2 separate regions of the Homo sapiens genome follow, and region 1 is linked to region 2. A link is a contact called in ENCODE Hi-C or POLR2A ChIA-PET data. All regions are on one chromosome and are shown on one strand. The core of a region is the stretch at or near the end of the contact, and the rest is flanking DNA. Distances in the headings are between cores, read along the strand shown.

Region 1 (6,024 bases), core at 2,365-4,864, 100 kb before region 2:
CTGAGAACACTCACTGGGCCTCAGGGGTCACAGGCTGCAGGGCCCTGCTCCCAGCCCCCAGGCAGCCAGGATGTTCTTGCCAAAGGGCCCTGCCCCAGGCCTATAGCCGCTGCTCACCGTGTCTCCAGGGCAGGTACTCCGGGTCCACCAGGCTGACCTGCTCCCTCCCAGACACGCATTTGGAAAGTGATGATGCAACTGTCGGACGGCAGGAGCACTGCCTCGGGCGGCAGCACGACGGTGCACTCACTGCCTCGCAAGGTGCACTTACGTGTGCCACCAGGAGCCTGGTTGCTGGAAAGGGCATGTGTCAGCACCACGGGGCTGCTACACTATCCTGGCATATCTGCTGCCATCCTGGGGACCTCACCCTCATCCCTGTCCAGGTGGGCATGGCCCTCCAAGGTCACCTGGTGAAGAGGAGCCCGGGGCTGGAGCCCTGTCCCAGCTCTGGGGCAGACCAGTGGCAATCGATCCTGAGAATGTTGTTGGTGAGGCAGGTGGAGGTTCCAGCCCTTGGCCCTGGAGACAGTGACGGTCGGGAGCCCACAGTGAGTGCTCGAGGGCAGAGCTGAGTTGGGGGGTTGCGGGGGGATCTGACAGCTGACACCCTAGCAGGGCAGTCACCAGTGAATGATCCCAGAATCTGTCCAAGAAAGCACTGAGAGGCCTGGGAAGTGATGGGCTCTGACCCGTGGTACACAGGCAAGTCAGACCCAGAGAGGCGTCAAGAGGGTGAAGGAAGGGAGACTAAGGTCTGTCCAGGGACTGAAGATAGGGAGGTAAAGGAAGCAAGAATAGAGACTGAGGTCCAGGCTGAACCCTAGAGGACATGCCCCAGCACAGTTTGGGCCAAACCTTTCCCTAGGGTCTCAACATCGGACAAACCAGTCCCCCAAACATGCCCTAGTTCTCCACACACCTCATACAGACACTAGTGCCCAGCCCTCACCTCGTCCATCCCCCGAGACAGAGACTCCCGAGCAGACACAGGTGCAGACGCAGGTGCAGGCCAGGAGCCAGGTGCCCATGTCTTGCCTCAGGGCCTCACTCTCCAAGGTCCAGCCTGCAAGGGGCTGGGCTGAGGGCCTGTGCGAGCCATCCCTCTCTGGAGGGGTGCTCCCCATGAATTGCTCCCCAGCGGAGTGCTCAGCGGGTCTCCATCTGCACTCACACAGTGTCCTGTGAAAGACGCTGGGCACCACTGCCCAGGGTTTACTGATAAGGAACTGAAGCTCAGAAAGGCCGATTGACCCAGCTGCAGACTCGTGGCTGCAGGGTGTCAGATGCACCCTCAAACTTTGATCCGGACTCTGACTTAGCCAGGTCTCCACGTCCACCAAGAAGGCTCCTCTCTAGGACGGGCACCCTCTGCCAGCCCATGCCCTGTCCCTGGGCCCAGGCCCCATTCTGCAGGAGGGGTCAGGATTGGGGGAACCAGTCACTCCTTACAACCACCACAGGTGCATTTTCAATGAAAATTCTCACAACAGCGCTGTAAGGAAGAAGCACTGTCCCCGTTCACAGGCTGAGTCCCAAGGAGTGAAGCAGGGAAAATGACTTGCCCAGGGTCACACAGATGGCCTCTATGCATTCTTTTTTTCTTCTCTCTCTCTTTCTTTTTTTCTTCTCTGTCTCTCTCTTTTTTTTTTTTTTTTTTGAGACGGAGCTCCCTCTGTTGCCCAGGCTGGAGGCTGGAGTGCAGTGGCGTGATCTCGGCTCACTGCAACCTCCGACTCCTGGGTTCAGGTGATTCTTCTGCCTCAGCCTCTCAAGTAGTTGGGATTACAGGTGCACACTGCCACCCAGTTAATTTTTTTTGTATTTTTAGTAGAGACGGTTTCACCGTGTTGGCCAGGCTGGTCTCAAACCCGTGACCTCAAGTGATCCACCAGCCTCGGCCTCCCAAAGTCCTGGGATTACAGGAGTGAGCCACCATGCCTAGCCTCTATGCCTTCTCTCTCCCTTTTGTCTTAAATAAAGACCCATCCCAGGATTCTGCCCCAGGAAGGTGGACGAAAGTGGCAGTGGGGTATCGATGCAACAGACAGCACTTCCAGAGCTCTGTTGTACCCCTGTTCCAAGATGCCTCCAAGCGAGAGTACACCAGAAGGGCAAAGCCCTCTATGCTGGAGTGTTAGGCCTGAGCCCCAAGATTCCTGGGGTAGCCAGAGGCTGGCTGGAGATGAGGGGCTGGGTGTCAGGAAGCTCTTGAGTGTGGGAAGGCTACTGACGCCCTATCACCCTATTTGCAGCTCCAGATGATACACCAATAGCTTCTAAGCAGGAAGCAGGGCCAGCCTGGTTACACAAGACTGACTAGTGTTAAGGAGGAGAACAAAAACAGACATACACACAGACTACAGCATGCACGCCTTGTTTTTTCTTTTTTTTTGAGACAGAGGCTAGAGTGCAGTGGCACGATCTCGGCTCACTGCAAACTCTGCCTCCTGGGTTCCAGTGATTCTCCTGCCTCAGCCTCCTGAGTAGCTGGGATTACAGGTGCGCACCACCACTCCCAGCTAATTTTTGTATTTTTAGTAGAGACAGGGTTTCACCATGTTGGTCAGGCTGGTCTTGAACTCCTGACCTCATGATCCGCCCGCCTCAGTCTCCCACAGTGCTGGGATTACAGGCATGAGCCACCATGCCTGGCCCAGCATGCATGCTCTTAAGGAACTCACACACTCTCAACAGGCAGTAGGCACTACTCTAACCCCACTCCTGCAGCCTACCCAGGTACCCACAGGACAGTCCCCTGTTAAGACTGATGATCGGGAAGACTCACCCTTCCCTAGAATGGAGCGTGCAGTCTGGCACCACCGGCCACAACATGAAACACCGTGGCAAGTTCTCTGCAGCAACGTCTGTCCCTTCTTGCAGCAGCTACTGGAAAGGTGGGAATGGGGAAGACAGTCAGCCTGCTCTTGGGATATCTGAGGGCGGGGTTGGAGTGACCACCAGGACCTGGGGAAGCACAGGCACAACAGCCACAGCTGAGAGCTGACCCAGGCCCCAGGATGGCCGACCGCTGCCCCAGCAGTGGAGAAACACCCACGTCGGTGTAGAATCAGGCCAGGCCAGCCACAGGCTAACCCAGGAGCAGACGGCTTGAGAGCAGGGAGTGGGGCGGCTCCAAGCTCAGCAGTCCTCATTTCTAGAAAGGGAGAGGGGATGGTAGGGCAAGACCCACATGTGACACCTGAGAGCTACAAAGGAGGAGCCCAGGACACTCCCTAGGGGAGCATTAGAGTGTTGGGTATAGCGACAAGGGGGTATGGCCATCTGAGGGGAAGGTCTCTGCTTTTCCTCTGCACTGAAAACTCACAGCTGCACCTGGTAAGCTGAGCAGGGCAGGGTTACCACCCTCCTACAGATAAGGAGACTGAGGCTCAGAGACCTAGGACCTGCCCAATACCTGGCTCCTGACACCTCTGTTCTTGGCACATTCCCATCAGCTTCTACACAAGCCTGTGAACTTCCCGAGGGCAGTGCCTGCGAGGCACCACTCAGCACATGCCCCAGCAGAAGGCACCACAGTGCTTTACAAATAGGGTGGAGCTACAGGCAGATCTACCTTCCCCCATCCTTGACCACAGGACCAGGAAGTCAGGGCAGGTGCACACACCCCCACCCACATGCTCCGTGCTCCTCTGTGTCACCAGGGAGGCCTCACCACAGCTCAGACACCAGGTCACAGGACAGTTGTGAGAGCAAGAGGGGAAGCCAGTGTCTGCCACCTGGGAAAGAGCTGCCCCGACACCCCCAGTCCTGCTAGGGAGCCTGGCTGACATCACTGCCCAGGACACCCTCTCCTGCACTGGGTCTGTGGACATAGCCTCCAGCCCATGGTCACTCTGGGCCCTTCTTAGAGCCTCACCTGTTCCATGGCCTCAGCATCAAGGCCTGGCCCAGATGACCACTGGGCCTCACGGCCTGCCTGCCCTGGTTCCCTGGGCCACTGTGAAGCTGTGCGCTGCCCTGCAGCTAGACCCCTCCCTCAGACCACAGGCTCTGCCACACCCACGGGAGGGTCTTCAGGCAAGCTCAGCCATTCACCCTCCCTTAGCTGGGCAGGGTGGCCCACGCCTATAGTCCCAGCTCCTTGGGAGGCTGAGGTGGGAGGATCTCCTGAGCCCGGCAATTTCAGGTTGTGGTGAGTCGTTATTGCGCCACTTTACTCCAACCTAGGTGACAGTGAAACCCTGTCTCAAAAAAAAAAAAAAACAACTGCAGCAAGAATATTCCCAAAGATGAGACACTAATGCAGCAAAAAAGGAAGTGTAAATATGTGTTAAAACTGGCGGCGGTAAAAGCATGTGTGGGGCAGGAAAAAGCTTAGGTGGACAAATGTACGAAGCTTATGAAAACATAAAGTGCTTAAAGTGTATGGTTTTCACTCCATCATCATTATTATTATTATTATTATTATCATTATTATTATTGAGACGGAGTCTCACTCTGTCACCCAGGCTGGAGTGCAATGACACGATCTCAGCTCACTGCAACCTCTGCCTTCCAGGTTCCAGTGATTCTCCTACCTCAGCCTCCAGAATAGCTGGGATTACAAGCTGTGCCACCATGCCCAGCATGAGCCACTGCACCCAGATTAATTTTTGTATTTTTAGTAAAGATGAGGTTTCGCCGTGTTCGCCAGGCTGGTCTCGAACCCCTGACCTGAGGTGATCCGCCAACCTCAGCCTCAAAGTGCTAGGATTACAGGCGTGAGCCACTGTGCCTGACTTCACTGCATTATTCAACAGCAAGAACTCTGTGGGAAATATCTGAATCCATTATCAGTGGTGAATCTATTGACTCTATCAGTGGTGTCAATGGTATACTTCATTTGCTCTCCTGGATGTAACCAGCATTCACAGATGCACATTTGCAATTGATTTCAATGACAGGGAACACTAACTTTGAACCCCAATGAAGCAAAATGGCATCCACTCTTCTCAGTAATAGACCCACATTACAAAAATTAAACTCAATTATTATGTTTTGAATTTTGTCTATAATCACATTCTGAGGTTAAATTCAAAAAAATTAAATAAAAAGTATAAAATAAAAAAAATTGCCTATAAAAAACATATGGAAGTTACCAGCCTGGGCAACATGGCAAAGCCCTGTCTCTACAAAAAAATATATATAAAAATTAGGCCAGACGCAGTGGCTCATGCCTTTAACCCTAGCACTTTGGGAGGCTGAGGTGGGCGGATCACTTGAAGTCAGGAGTTCAAGCCCCGCTTGACCAGTATGGAGAAACCCCGTCTCTACTAAACATACAAAATAAGCCAGGCATGGTAGCACATGCCTGGAATCCCAGCTACTCAGGAGGCTGAGGCAGGAGAATAGCTTGAACCCGGGAGGCAGAGGTTGCAGTGAGCCGAGATCATGACATTGCACTCCACCCTGGGCAACAAGAGCAAAACTCCATCTCAAAAATAATAATAATAATAAATAATAATAATAATAATAATAACAACAAGCTGGGCATGGTGCGCACCTGTAGTTCCAGCCACTCGGGAGGCTGAGGTGGGAGGATCGCTTGAGCCCAGGAGGTCCAGGCTGCAGTGAGCTGGGATTGCGTTGGAACAGGAATTAAAAGAAATTAAAGAATGTGTAAGCAGAAACTCAGTTGTATGTAAGAAAACCCAGTTCCCCTGAGAAAGAGAAAGAGCTGGAGTCCTTTAAAAATTGACTGCCTGTTTTTCCGTGGCTAGTGAGCCTTATCTCTCCTCCTTTCCCAGGCATCGTGAAGACCCTGCTTCTCTAGCCGTGCAGCTGCAAGGTCACTAGACAGATAAACTCAAGTCGCAAAACATGTTTTTCTTTGAAAAGTGAGAAATGATGTAATGCATGTCTCAATTAATTAAATAACTACCTTCGTTTCTCACTTCTGTAATATGCTTCTCCCTGCACAGATCTCCCACCACCCCACAAAATACTTAAAAGGTAACTCTTTGCTCAGGGCTCAGTCCTTTGGATGTTAATCCGACTGGGCTGGTGCTCCTAAATAATAAA
Region 2 (7,112 bases), core at 191-2,690:
AATAAAAACAAAAACTGAACATTCATGATGATGAAAAATCAAAAGTAACCTACATGCCGTCCACAGGGGAAGGCAGCAGCCTGCAGCCAAGGGTGAGGTTGATCCCTGCTTGCAAAGGCAGACGGAGCTCCAAGGCCGACTATGGGAAAAGGGCGCCACAGAACAATTCGTGCGATGAAAAACCTCACGCGACGTTCCCTTTTCCTGTGGATAGATCTGCATCTATGCACAGGGCAGACAACTCCCAACACGGCCAGGGGTGATCCCTGTGCTTGCTAGAACTGGGGGTGGCAAAGACAACTTCAGATGTTCACGTAACTTTTTTTTTTTTTTTTGAGACGGAGTCTTGCTCTGTTGCCCAGGCTGGAATCCAGTGGCGCGATCTCGGTTCACTGAAACCTCCGCCTCCCGGGTTCAAGCAATTCTCCTGCCTCAGCCTCCCAAGTAGCTAGGATTATGGGCACGCACCACCACGCTCGGCTAATTTGTTTTTTTTTATTTTTATTTTTTCAGTAGAGACAGAGTTTCAACCATGTTGGCCAGGCTGGTCTCGAACTCCTGACCTCAGGTGATCCACCCGCCTCGGCCTCCCAAAGTGCTGGGATTACCGCCACCGGCCTTGTTCGTGTAATTTTGTATTTTCTCATGATGAATACATCCCAAACTCATTTTATTTTATTTTACTTTATTTTTTAAAGGCTGGAGACTGATGAAATGTCAGCAGTAGTTGCTTTGGTGTGGTGAACAATGCATGATTTTAATTTTTTTTTTCCTTTTTCTACTTTTCAAATACTCTACAACGAGCAGATCTCGAATGCCCAGCAAAAGCTAAGCTCCGCGAGGCGGCCCTGGAATGAGGCGACCCCGGAATGAGGCGGCCCCCGCGAGCGCCAGGCCCCCGCCCAGCGCTCACTTACTTGTCTGGGACGCCGGGTGCTCCTGGCTTCTCTGGAAGGGGTACCTGAACAGCAGCTTATTGCCCCTGCTCCCCGAGCTCACCAGAATCACGCTGATGGGGCTGGTGTTGTCCCGCATCCCGCCGTGGGGCCGGGGCCGGGGGCGGAGGGGGCCAGAGGAGGACGGAGCCGGAGGCGGAGGGGGCCTGAGGAGGACGGAGCCGGAGGCGGAGGGGGCCTGAGGAGGACGAGGCGGGGACGCAGGGGGCCTGAGGAGGGCAGGGGTGGAGGCGGAGGGGGCCTGAGGAGGGCAGGGGTGGAGGCGGAGGGGGCCTGAGGAGGGCAGGGGTGGAGGCGGAGGGGGCCTGAGGAGGGCAGGGGTGGAGGCGGAGGGGGCCTGAGTAGGGCAGGGGTGGAGGCGGAGGGGGCCTGAGGAGGGCAGGGGTGGAGGCGGAGGGGGCCTGAGGAGGACAGGGGTGGTGGTGGACGCGGAGCAGCGCCACAGTTACCAACCCACGTGCCACGCTCCGGGCTCGCGAGACTTCGGCGACACCGTCCGGAGGAGGTGCTAAGGCGGCGGCCGGGAGAACGGCGCAGGCGCAGGCGCAGGCGCAGGCAGCGGAATGCGCAGGCGCGGGGCCTTCTGGAAGCCACCGAGTTCCGCGGTGCTGTCTGGAGCCGTACGGTTCGCGTTTGGGGCACAGGGGCCCCTCTTGCTGGTGCGGATGGGAAAGGCGCGGGGTCGAGTCAGCGTCCCTCTCGATGTTGGTTTCTTCGTTTTACAAATAACACTTGGGCGGGGCGCGGTGGCTCACGCCTGTAATCCCAGCATTTTGGGAGGCCGAGGCGGGCGGATCACGAGGTCAGGAGATCGAGACCATCCTAGCTAACATAGTGAAACCCCATCTCTACTAAAAATTAGAAGAAATTATCCGGGCGTGGTGGCAGGCGCCCGTAATCCTAGAGGAGAATCGCTTGAACCCGGGAGGCGGAGGTTGCATTGAGCCAAGATCACGCCATTGCACTCCACCCTGGGCGACAGAGCGACGAGACCCCGTATCAAAAAAAAAAAAAAGAAAGAAAGAAAGAAAAAAGAAAAAAAAAAGGCCGGGCGCGGTGGCTCACGCCTGTAATCCCAGCACTTTGGGAGGCCGAGGCGGGTGAATCACGAGGTCAGGAGTTCGAGACCATCCTGGCCAACATGGTGAAACCCCGTCTCTACAAAAAAAAAAAAAAAAATTAGCCGGGCGTGGTGGCGGGCGCCTGTAATCCCAGCTACTCGGGAGGCTGAGACAGGAAAATCGCTTGAACCCGGGAGGCGGAGCTTGCGGTGAGCCGAGATTGCGCCACTGCACTACAGCCTAGGCGACAGAGCGAGACTCCGTCTCAAAAAAAAAAAAAAAAAAAAAAAACACTTGGAAGCCGACAGGAGATCTTTGAGACCTTGGGCGAGGCAGTGACACTAAAGGCAGGAGCGACTACAGAAGAATAAATTAAACTTCATCAGATTAAAAACTTTACTGCGGCCGGGCGCGGTGGCTCACGCCTGAAATCCCAGCACTTTGGGAGGCCGAGGTGGGCAGATCATGAGATCAGGAGATCTAGACCATCCTGGCCAACATGGTAAAACCCCGTCTCTCTACTAAAAATACAAAAATTAGCTGGGTTTGGCGGCGCCTGCTTCTAATCCCAGCTACTCGGGAGGCTGAGGCAGGAGAATCGCTTGAAGCCGGGAGGCGGAGGTTGCAGTGAGCCGAGATCGTGCCACTGAACTCTGGCCTGGCGACAGAGCGAGACTCCATCTCAAAACAAAACAAAAACTTCGGTGCTTTAAAGGACACCATCAAGAAAATTAAAAGTCCACCCACAGAACGGGAGAAAATATTTGTAAGTTACATATCTGATAAGGGAATTGTATCTAGAATGGAGGAAACTTACAACTCAACAATAAAAAGACAATTGAAAAATGCACAAAGGATATGAATATTTTTCCAGTGCATTATGCAAATGGCCAATAAGCACCAGAAGATGCTCAGCTCAACTGGTAGAGGCTTACGCCTGTGACCCCAGCGCTGAGAGGCCAGGAACTCCAGACCAGCCTGGGCAAAACAGAAATTAAAAATGCTCAACATTATTAGGCATTAGGGAGATGCAAATCAAAACTACAAATAGATGCCACATCACACCTCCTACGATGGCTGTAATCAAAAAGACAAGCGTCAGCAGGGGTGTGGAGAAACGGGAATCTCTCTCCTGCTGGTGGGAATGTAAGAGGCTACACTCGCTATGGAAAACAGGCTGGCAGTTCCTGAAAGGTTAGAGTTAACACAACACTCGGCAAATCCCCCTTTTAGATATATAGCCAAGAGAAATGAAAGCATATGTCCACACAAAAACATGTGTGTTCTTAGTAATATTATTCATAATAGCCCAAAGTGGAAGCAATCCTAGGGTATATCAATTGATGAATGGGTGAATATGGTATAGTTTGTTTAAGGGAATACTATTCAGCCATAAAAAGGAATGAAGTACGGCACATGAATCCATCTTGAAGACACACTAATATATGATTCCATTTATATAAGATGCCCAGAATAGGCAAATCCATAGAGACAGAATGATTAGTGGCTGCCTAGGGCTTCCAGGGGGTCAGGGGAAATATGGAGCGATTCATGGGTTTTTTGAAGGGGAGTGATGAAAATGTTCTAACGTTGACTGTGGTAATGGTTGGACAGCTCTGAGAACGCGAATACACTAAAAGACATGGAAGTGCCGGGCGCAGTGGCTCATGCCTGTAATCCCAGCGCTTTGGGAGGCCAAGGCAGGCGGATCGCGAGGTCAGGAGATCGAGACCATCCTGGCTAAGACAGTGAAACCCCGTGTCTACTAAAAATACAAAAAATTAGCTGGACATGGTGCGGGCGCCTGTAGTCCCAGATACTCAGGAGGCTGAGGCAGGAGAATGGTGTGAACCCGGGAGGCGGAGCTTGCAGTGAGCCAAGATCGCACCATTGCACTCCAGCCTGGGCGACAGAGCGAGACTCCATCTCAAAAACAAAAAAAAGATATGGAAGTGTACACTTGAAGTGGATAAGCTTTATGGTATGCAAATTGGTATGGTATGGTAAATTATATCTCAATGAAGTTGTTTTTTAAAAAATCACCCCACCTACCCTATCCCAGGCTTCCCCAGGAGGTAACTAAAGGTAATGAGCTTCTTTGGCTGCTTCCAGAACTTTCCCAAGCACATCAAATGCATCAGAACCTAACCACTTGACTGAGGGATGAGCATTTTCACTGTTGCAAGTAACCCTCTTGCACCAACACTGACACTAATGTGTATTTTGCAGAACAAATTTGTGGATTGGCCTCACCAGGGTGAAGGGTACGTGCATTTGAAATGGCTCAACAGTACCAACAGGTGCGTTTTCTTGCACAGGGCTGCATAACATTTTTTTTTTTTTTTTGAGACAGAGTCTCGCTCTATCACCCAGGCTGGAGGGCAGTGGCACAATCTCAGTTCACTGCAAGCTCCACCTACCAGGTTCACATCATTCTCCTGCCTCAGCCTCCCAAGTAGCTGGGACTACAGGTGCCCGCCACCACACCAGGCTAATTTTTTTTTTTTTTTTGAGATGGAGTCTTGCTCTGTCGCCCAGGCTGGAGTGCAGTGGCACGATCTCAGCTCACTGCAAGCTCCACCTCCCAGGTTCACACCATTCTCCTGCCTCAGCCTCCCCAGTAGCTGAGACTACAGGCGCCCGCCACCACGTCCGGCTAATTTTTTTGTATTTTTAGTAGAGACGGGGTTTCACCGCGTTAGCCAGGATGGTCTCGATCTCCTGACCTCTTGATCCACCCGCCTCGGCCTCTCAAAGTGCTGGGATTACAGGCGTGAGCCACCGTGCCCGGCCTGCATAACATTTTTTTTTTTCCTGAAATTCCCAGAAAGGAAAATGGTGTCTTGTTCTATGTTGCATTTCTTTGATTGAGAGGGAGAGCTGCATCACTTAATTATTTGCAGAGAATTGCTTTTCTTGTTTTCTTTACAGGTGGTCTGTTCTTGGATGGTCTGGCTGTGTTCTTTCTGAGGAATACATAACCTCTGCTACACATTTTGCAAGGCTTTATCCCCGTTGTCCATGTTTTGATTTTATGTATAATCAAAAGGTTTGTGAGTTCTCCCGCACTTCCCAGGAGTGCCTCTGGGATGGAAATGAGACTGCAGGAGCAGGGCTTGAGGCTGGAGGGGTGAGATGGGACAGATGGGGGTGGGGGAACCCAGGGCAGTGGCCGGTGGTGGTAATGGAGGCCTCCTCACAGGGACCCTCACAGCGACCATGCGAATGGAGCAGGACTGTGACTCAGGTCTCGCTCTTCTGACCTAATCGTGCTGCTGCCCCAATGGGCAGAACCTTGGGGCTCCAGACTGGACATCTCTGGGCTCAAAGGATCCCACTGTTCCCCCGGTTACCCTCTCAGGGTTGGCCTCCTGCCAGTAACCCTGGCACTCATTGTTCATTCTTCTGACTATCGTCAGTCATAATGAGAGCTCGAACTGGTGAAAGTGCAGGGAGCTCACCATGACCCCAGCCCACAGAGGTCCTGGGTGCGTCCCTGCCCTCGAAGCAGCACTCTGGATCCCAGCGCCACCCTCATGTCCATGTTTGCACCTCATTGGCTGTGACAGAAATGAGACATCATTGTCACACGCTGGCCTGAGGGTCAGTGGGCCTTGCTTTGGACCTCAGTTTCCCCACCAGTAACAGGGTTCAGAGCAGATGGTCCCTGAGTGAGTCCCAGCTCTAAGTTCTCCCAGGGTCTCCTGGACAATGAAGCACCAGGGCCAACCTCCATTTGCTACAGGGGACATCCTCAGGCTCTTCTCTGCTAAGACCCCACACCTCCAAGTCTCCTCATTTTACCTTTAAATAGCTGTTTCATGACCTGCTTTTTTGACGGTAAGTAGATTTTTGGAAACTGAAACCCCTGACCCTTCCTCCCAGCCTGGGCCTGCCCTTGGCAGGATAGGAGGCCTTATCGGTCCTGCCACTTGGTCTGGGCCTCAAAGGGCCACCGCCATCTGCAGGAGGGCCGGGTGGGGTTCACAGACGCTATCTGGGACTTGCCTGGACACCTCCACCTTCTCAGCTGAGTGTTGCTGCCCCACCAGGGAGAACCACTCACACACAGTAGTAATAGAAATAATTTAAAATTCATGCTGCAAGTTCCTGAGCGCCCTCCCAACACTGAGGTGGGGGCTAGTCTAATCCCCATCCTAGAGGTGAAAACAGTGAAACTAGGACTCACAAGGCAAATTAGCCTGTTCAGGGTCACCGAGGGTCCACTCTCATGGGAGAGTTTGCAGATGCCCAATCCGGCATTCTGCTGAGTGTCCAGTGGCTTGTAAGTGGCCAGACACCCTTTGAGCTCAGCCTCAGCTGCTCAGGCACAGAACGTGCCTGGAGCTTGGAATTCAGGCCAGAAACCACCAGTGGACACCAGCATTCCACACTCACTGCACAGGCTGGGGCTCAAACCAAGGCCCAGGGACAGGAAGGGACAAGCCCCAGCCCCAGCCGGACTCCCAGCCCACACAAACCATCAGGGCTTGTTTCCTGCTCCATGGAAGCCTCAGACATGTTTCATAACCTCCTGGAGCCTCCGTTTCCTTATCTTTCCAATGTAATGATGCCCATGTGCAGTGGCTCACGCCTGTAATCCCAAGCACTTTAGGAGGCCGAGGTGGGTGGATCACTGGAGCTCAGGAGTTTGAGGCCAGCCTGGGCAACATGGCAAAACGCCATCTCTACTAAAAACACAAATATTACCCAGGCATAGTGGCACATGCCTATAGTCCCAGCTACTCAGGAGGCTGAGGTGGGAGGATCACCTGAGCTTGGGAAGTTGAGCCTGCAGTGAGCCAAGATTGTCACACTGCACTCTAGCCTGGAGGACAGAGTAAGAAGACCCTGTAACAAAACAAAACATAACAAAACAAACAAACAAAAAACCCAACTAATGACAATAAAATAAACCCTCCCTCACAGGGTGGTTGTGAGGATAAAGCACCCAGAATGAAGAGTGTTGCTGCCATGTGCAGAACTTAGAAAGTGCTCAACAGATGCCAGCCAAACAGACATGGACTCCCCTCAACACAGTCAACCCAAGGTTGACTGTCACCAAACGCAAAAGACCACACTGTAAAGCTTTTAG

Evidence for each region. A loop is a pair of places that touch in the nucleus more often than their neighbours do. ChIA-PET counts read pairs that join two places held with the same protein, here RNA polymerase II (POLR2A). Pooled maps may share reads with other maps.
Region 1: a pooled map shows a loop between it and region 2 (2.8-fold over the local background). The contact joins the enhancer-like site here to the promoter of NPRL3 in region 2. A Hi-C loop is called at or near these places in 2 of 50 pooled maps. POLR2A ChIA-PET finds 5 or more read pairs at or near these places in 4 of 52 experiments (Panc1, activated T-cell, activated naive CD8-positive, alpha-beta T cell and 1 more).

Annotation. Positions count from the first base shown.
Region 1 is chr16:35,422-41,445 of GRCh38, forward strand. It overlaps the pseudogene IL9RP3. Among named protein-coding and RNA genes, the nearest start is that of POLR3K, 15 kb to the right of the region's middle. RefSeq lists enhancers at 49-128, 3,219-3,766, 3,767-4,313. Within about 2 kb of position 3,615, at least 7 of the 41 ENCODE cell types and tissues checked have a DNase peak (open chromatin) inside an H3K27ac peak, as active enhancers do.
Region 2 is chr16:137,233-144,344 of GRCh38, forward strand. It overlaps NPRL3 (NPR3 like, GATOR1 complex subunit), which reads right to left and starts at 1,441. Exons shown (of 14, transcript NM_001077350.3): 1 at 1,410-1,441; 2 at 918-1,102. The coding sequence starts at 1,035. RefSeq lists a silencer at 871-1,100, an enhancer at 1,321-1,370 and a cis regulatory region at 5,723-6,241.